Regions from separate parts of the Homo sapiens genome. Here region 1 is linked to region 2. The links are chromatin loops, found by intact Hi-C in ENCODE. Cell type or tissue: B cell. All regions are shown on one strand. Each heading gives the region's core, and the rest is flanking DNA. Links, peaks and the distances in the headings are about the cores only. Region 1 overlaps TRIM54 (tripartite motif containing 54). Region 2 overlaps LOC124905979 (a long non-coding RNA gene).

What was found. Peaks named below come from ENCODE experiments on the same cell type or tissue, not always from the same donor. Only the 100,000 strongest peaks of a DNase experiment are listed, where the experiment ranks them.
Region 1: it touches region 2 in a loop (21-fold over the local background); 13 of 110 quality-filtered maps call a loop at or near these places.

The regions. Positions count from the first base shown.
Region 1 is chr2:27,302,179-27,305,089 of GRCh38, reverse strand. TRIM54 (tripartite motif containing 54) reads right to left here. Exons shown (of 9, transcript NM_187841.3): 4 at 36-131. Among named protein-coding and RNA genes, the nearest start is that of UCN, 4.8 kb to the left of the region's middle. In B cell, for the core only: CTCF peaks have their summits at 1,255 and 1,460; a DNase peak (open chromatin) is centred at 1,489; H3K4me3 peaks cover 411 bases; H3K27ac peaks cover 480 bases; H3K27me3 peaks cover 387 bases.
Region 2 is chr2:26,960,778-26,963,688 of GRCh38, reverse strand. The region is part of intron 1 of LOC124905979 (a long non-coding RNA gene); the gene reads left to right. Among named protein-coding and RNA genes, the nearest start is that of MAPRE3, 8.4 kb to the left of the region's middle. In B cell, for the core only: CTCF peaks have their summits at 1,609 and 1,811 (motif pointing left); a DNase peak (open chromatin) is centred at 1,788; H3K27me3 peaks cover 299 bases.

The DNA.
Region 1 (2,911 bases), core at 143-2,642, 340 kb before region 2:
GTTGCTGTTCCTCCCTCCCTCCAGCCCAGGCTCACCTCGATAGTCTGGCACACCTCCTCCATCTGTGTGATCACTGCTTGCACGCGGTCATTGCCTGCCACCAGCATCGCGATGCCATCGCTGAGCTCACTCTGATACACACACAGGTCAGCACTCAGAGCTGGGACCTGGCCTAGAGCTACACCCCTCACCCCAGCCAGGGTTGCCTAGGAGAGGGCTGGCCCTTCCACCTCACCCCCCATAAGGGCATCTACAGCAATCTAGAAGGCTTGAACCATCAAGAGGTACGGAAGCACATTCTAGTGATTCTGGAAGGAGGTGGAGAGAAGCCCTCCACCACTAAGTGGGGAAGGAACAGACAGTCTCCAAACATCCACCAGATACCAGACACTGGGCTAGATACTTTATCTGTAGATTCATTTCTTGCATCGATTCTGAGAAAGTCTTCAAGATTATCCATTGGCATAATATTGCCTCTTCTCTATTCTCTTTATCCTCTCATTCTGGGAATCTGATTAGACCTGTTAGACCTTCTCACTCTCAGCCTTCTCATCATCTCCCAGAACTGCACGTTCTGTTTTTCTTTCAGTCCTCTCATACTGGTCACTAGTTCTGTTTTCAGACAAATCTATCATTCAATTCATTCGTTGATTTTTTTTTAAATTTTTTTTGAGACGGAGTCTTGCTCTGTCACCCAGGCTGGTCTCGAACACCAGGCCTTGTCCTCCTGCCTCAGCCTCCCTAGTCACTGGGTTTACAGGTTCCAGCCACCATGCCCAGCCATCTGTTGAATGTTTTATATCTATCTATCTATATATATATATATATCTGTATATCTATATCTATCTATCTATCTATCTATCTATATATATATATTTGAGACAAGGTCTCACTCTGTCACCAAGGCTGGAGTGCAGTGGCTCGATCTCAGTTCACTGCAGCCTCGACCTTCCAGGCTCAGGTGATCCTCCCACCTCAGCCTCCCAGGTAGCTGGGACTACAGGCGCATGACACCACGTCCGGCTAATTTTTTATATTTTTTTGTAGACGGGGTTTCAACATTTCCCCAGGTTGGTCTCCAACTCCTGGACTCAAGTGATCCTCCCACCTCAGCCTCCCAAAGTGTCGGGATTACCGGCGTGAGCCACCACACCCAGCTACATGGTTGGTTTTTGATATTCTATTATTGTTTGGTTTTTAAAATTTTTCATCTTTTTTTAAAAAGCATTTGATTTATAGTGACTTCCAATTATTTAATAATTCCAATATCTCAGTTGCTTTTGTGGGGGGTCCTAAATCTGTATTTTTTGTTTCTGCTGACTTCACTCATGGATTACGTTTCTCTGTGCACCTTCAATTGTGATCTAATATTTTATTGATATTAATTAATCTAGGGAATACCTACGGGCCTAAATTGTGCATATTTTCCTCTAGGCAGTATTTGCATTTGCCTCTGTTGAAAGCCAGGTGGCGCAATTTACTGCTTTAGCTCCTAGGATCCTAGTTTAACCTACGGTCTCCGGAAACTTTTTTTTTTTTTTAGACGGAGTCTCTCCCTGTTGCCCAGGCTGGAGTGCAATGACGTGATCTCAGCTCACTGCAACCTCCGCCTCCTGGGTTCAAGCGATTCTCCTGCCTCAGCTTCCCGAGTAGCTGGGATTACAGGGCCTGCAACCACGCCCGGCTAATTTTTTGTATCTTTAGTAGAGACGGGATTTCACCATGTTGGCCAGGTCTCAAACTCCTGACCTAGTGATCCGCCCGCCTCGGCCTCCCAAAGTGTTGAGATTACAGGCGTGAGCCACTGCGCCCAGCCGGGTCTCTGGAATCTTAGCTGCAGGTACCCCTCCTTTTAGGGGTTTGGAGGAATAGTCTGGTCTCTCTAGCTCAGTGACATTGCCAGCACTGGTCCTCTGCGAAATGCTGCCTTTTCTGTGCTTGCCACTCAGGGTTCTGCTTTCAGCTCCGCCTTTTCTCTTCGCCCCTCCCCACCCCCACTGATTTCCTTTGCTTCTATGTACCAAGCAATATAATTTGAAAATTCTGTTTTACACAGAATCTAGTTGTGTGATAGAGAGGACCCTGCAAGTATCTCACCCACCATACTGAAGTCTCTGCTTTCATCCATTATCGAATTTTATCCTTATAGCTACTTTCACAAGTAGGCATTTTCACCCTAATTTTACACATGAGGAAAGTGAGGGCCACAAAGGTCCAGTAACATACCTAGGTGACACACCAAGTCAAGCACAGAGCTAGGACTTTGACTCCAATCTGCTTGACTTTTATTTTATTTTCGAGACAGAGTTTCACTCTTTTTGCCCAGGCTGGAGTGCAATGGCGCAATCTCAGCTCACTGTAACCTCCGCCTCTGGAGTTCAAGTGATTCTCCTGCCTCAGCCTCCCGAGTAGCTGGGATTACAGGCGACTGCCACCATGCCCAGCTAATTTTGTATTTTTAGTAGAGAAAGGGTTTCACCATGTTGGCCAGGCTGGTTTGGAACTCCTGACCTTAAGTGATCCGTTCACCTTGGCCTCCCAAAGTGCTGGGATTACAGGCATGAGCCACCACGCCTGGCTTAATCTGCTTGATTTTATTTTTATTTACTTATTTTATTTTAGGTATTATTATTATTATTATTTTTAGACGGAGTCTCGCTCTGTCGCCCAGGCTGGAGTGCAGCGGCCCGATCTTGGCTCACTGCAAGCTCTGCCTCCCAGGTAAACAATTCTGCCTCAGCCTCCCGAGTAGCTGGGACTACAGGCGCCTGCCACCACGCCCGGCTAAGTTTTTTGTATTTTTAGTAGAAATGGGGTTTCACCGTGTTAGCCAGGATGGTCCCGATCTCCTGACCTCGTGATCCACCCACTTTGGCCTCCCAAAGTACTGGGATTACAGGCGTGAGCCACC
Region 2 (2,911 bases), core at 285-2,784:
TTTCTCATGATAATTATATATTATTATTATTATTATTATTATTATTATTTGAGACAGAGTCTCATTCTGTCGCTCAGGATGGAGTGCAATGGCACCATCTCAGCTCACTGCAACCTCCGCCTCCTAGCTTCAAGCGATTCTCCTGCCTCAGCCTCCTTAGTAGCTGGGATTACAGGCGCATGCCACCATGCCCGGCTTTTTTGTATTTTTACAAAAATAGTAGAGACGGGGTTTCACCATGTTAGTCAGGCTGGTCTCGAACTCCTGGCTTCAGGTGATCTGCCCTCCTTGGCCTCTCAAAGTGCGGGATTACAGGCGTGAGCCACCGTGCCTGGCCTGGTAGTTATTTTATAAAACTAGCATATATTCAGATCCTATGGCAGCCAGGCATGAGATACATACAATTTCTTATAACCTCCTTGGTCACCTTCTGAGGTTAGTATTATTCCTTCCTTTTTTTATTTTTTGAGATGGAGTCTTGCTCTGTTGCCCAGGCTAGAGTGCAGTGGTGCGATCTCGGCTCACTGCAACCTCTGCCTCCTGGGTTCAAGCTATTCTCCTGCCTCAAACTCCCGAGTAGCTGGGATTACAGGCGCCCACCACCACACCCGGCTAATTTTTGTATTTTTTTGTAGAGAAGAGGTTTCACCATATTGGCCAGGCTGGTCTTGAACACCTGACCTCAGGTGATCCACCTGCCTCGGCCTCCCAAAGTGCTGGGATTACAGGTGTGAGCCACCACGCCCAGCCAGAGGTTGGTATTATTCTTATTTCCACACATAAACAACAGAGGCCCAGAGAGGTTAATAACTTACCTAAGATAACACAGCTAGTGAACATCAGAAGTGGAGCTTGAACTTAAAGTCAACACCAAAATCCAGACTTCTTCCACTATCCCATGCTTCCTACATTTTCTTGTGTGTCAACATGTCTTTTTTCAAACTCACCTCTAAATGCAGGAGCTACACTTGCTTCCTGTTGTCATGTCTCACACATGCCTGGTAGATGTTCTATAAGCATGGATTAGACAGAAGGTGGAGAACTCCTGTAAATAAACCTAAACTAGAATTGCCACATAAAGACAAGACACTTTAGTTAAATTTGAATTTCAAAAAAACAAAAAATAATTTTTAGCATAAGTATGACACAGACATTATTCGGACATAAACTAAAAAATTATTTTTTATCTGAAATTTACATTTAACTGGGCATTCTGTTTTTTTTGTTTTGTTTTGTTTTTTTTTTATGGGATGGAATCTTGCTCAGTCGCCCAGGCTGGAGTGCAGTGGCACGATCTCGGCTCACTGCAAGCTCCGCCTCCCGGGTTCACGCCATTCTCCTGCCTCAGTCTCCCGAGTAGCTGGGACTACAGGCGCCCGCCACCACGCCCAGCTAATTTTTTGTATTTTTAGTAGAGACGGGGTTTCACCGTGTTAGCCAGGATGGTCTCCATCTCCTGACCTTGTGATCCGCCCGCCTCGGCCTCCCAAAGTGCTGGGATTACAGGCGTGAGCCACCGCGCCTGGCCCGGCATTCTGTGTTTGTATTTGCTGTATCTGGCAACCTTATCCTAAATTCTGAGATTGGTCTTGAAAGGGACAGCTTCCTCCAGGGAGCTCCAGACGGGAGAAGGCTGCTATGGCCACTCACTCGCACTCGAGGCAGAGGAGCCTGAGCTGCTCTGGGGGCAGGGATTGGGGCCTGGTAACCTGGACACACCTGCCATTCCTTCAGCTTTATCTGTTCACATCGTAAGCCAAAGCAGCGACCACTGATGAGCTGAAAGCGCCATCTGGAGGCCTTTACAGGTAGTACAGTGGCCACGGGCCATCCCACAAGATCCAGGACTTGGGGAGCAGAGAAATGCCAAACCAGACAGAGACCACGCAGAAGAGGAAGCCAGCCTGGAGGTGGCCAGGGGCAGGGGAAGATGGATCTTCCTGGCATTTTCGGTTTTCAGCAGCTGCTGCTCTGGCCGCCTGGGGGTGAAGTCACTCTCCACAGGAGGTTACTGGCTAGGGCTTCACGTTCCTGGAATCCTCTGCCTCTCCAGCTGTTCCCAGCTCTTCCCCAGGCTGGAATTCATGGCCTTAGGAGAAGCACCATAACCTGGGTTGGCTGAGGGTATTAGGGCTCATGCTTGAGGGTAGTTTTAAAAATCTTCACCCTCCGTCCTCAGAGGCTCATCAGTCATGATTATCTTCCAAGACAGAACAGTCTTTAATCCCATGGGCCAATAGTTACAGGGAATTTCAGCCCCACTCCAACCTTAAATCAGTAACACATACGTGTATAGCAAAGTACTTAGCATACAGTAGGCGTTTAATAAGCATTACTTCCCTTTTCCCTCTGGATTGAATGCCTCTCCTCCTCACCTCCATCTCATCTTCCCAGGCTCTTTGTATGTGATATGAAAGGCTACCCTTAGCATCTCCTTCTTCCTCAGTCTGGGGGCACAGGCACTGAGGACAGTCGCTCCTGGTGAACTGACCTCCCAAGCGGGCATGGCCTGCCACATCCCCAATCCTTTCGGAGCAGCAGAAGGCCAGATTCTCAGCATCTCTGTCAGCTCAGGGTTCAGATCCCGGGTCTGACTGTGGAGAGATGAACAGAAAGGCTGTGGCAGGTAATCCAGAAAAACAAAACGATGAAATAAATTTAAGGGACGCAACAATGAGTGTGGAAGGGAGGCAAAAAAGATTGAGAGGTTGGGAAGTAGACGTCTGGAGGGAAGATGTGTCCAAGACAGTTAATCCCCAAAGTCGCTCCTTTCACTCACTCTCAGGAAACTCACCTCACAGCCCCCGAAACGCCTTGCTCTGTGGGGGAAGAGGCTGTCTGAGGGCCGGGGAGGATCCCAGGCTCTTGGAGAACCCAGGCAAGGGCAGCAGTTCTGCTTGCTGCTCAGCGA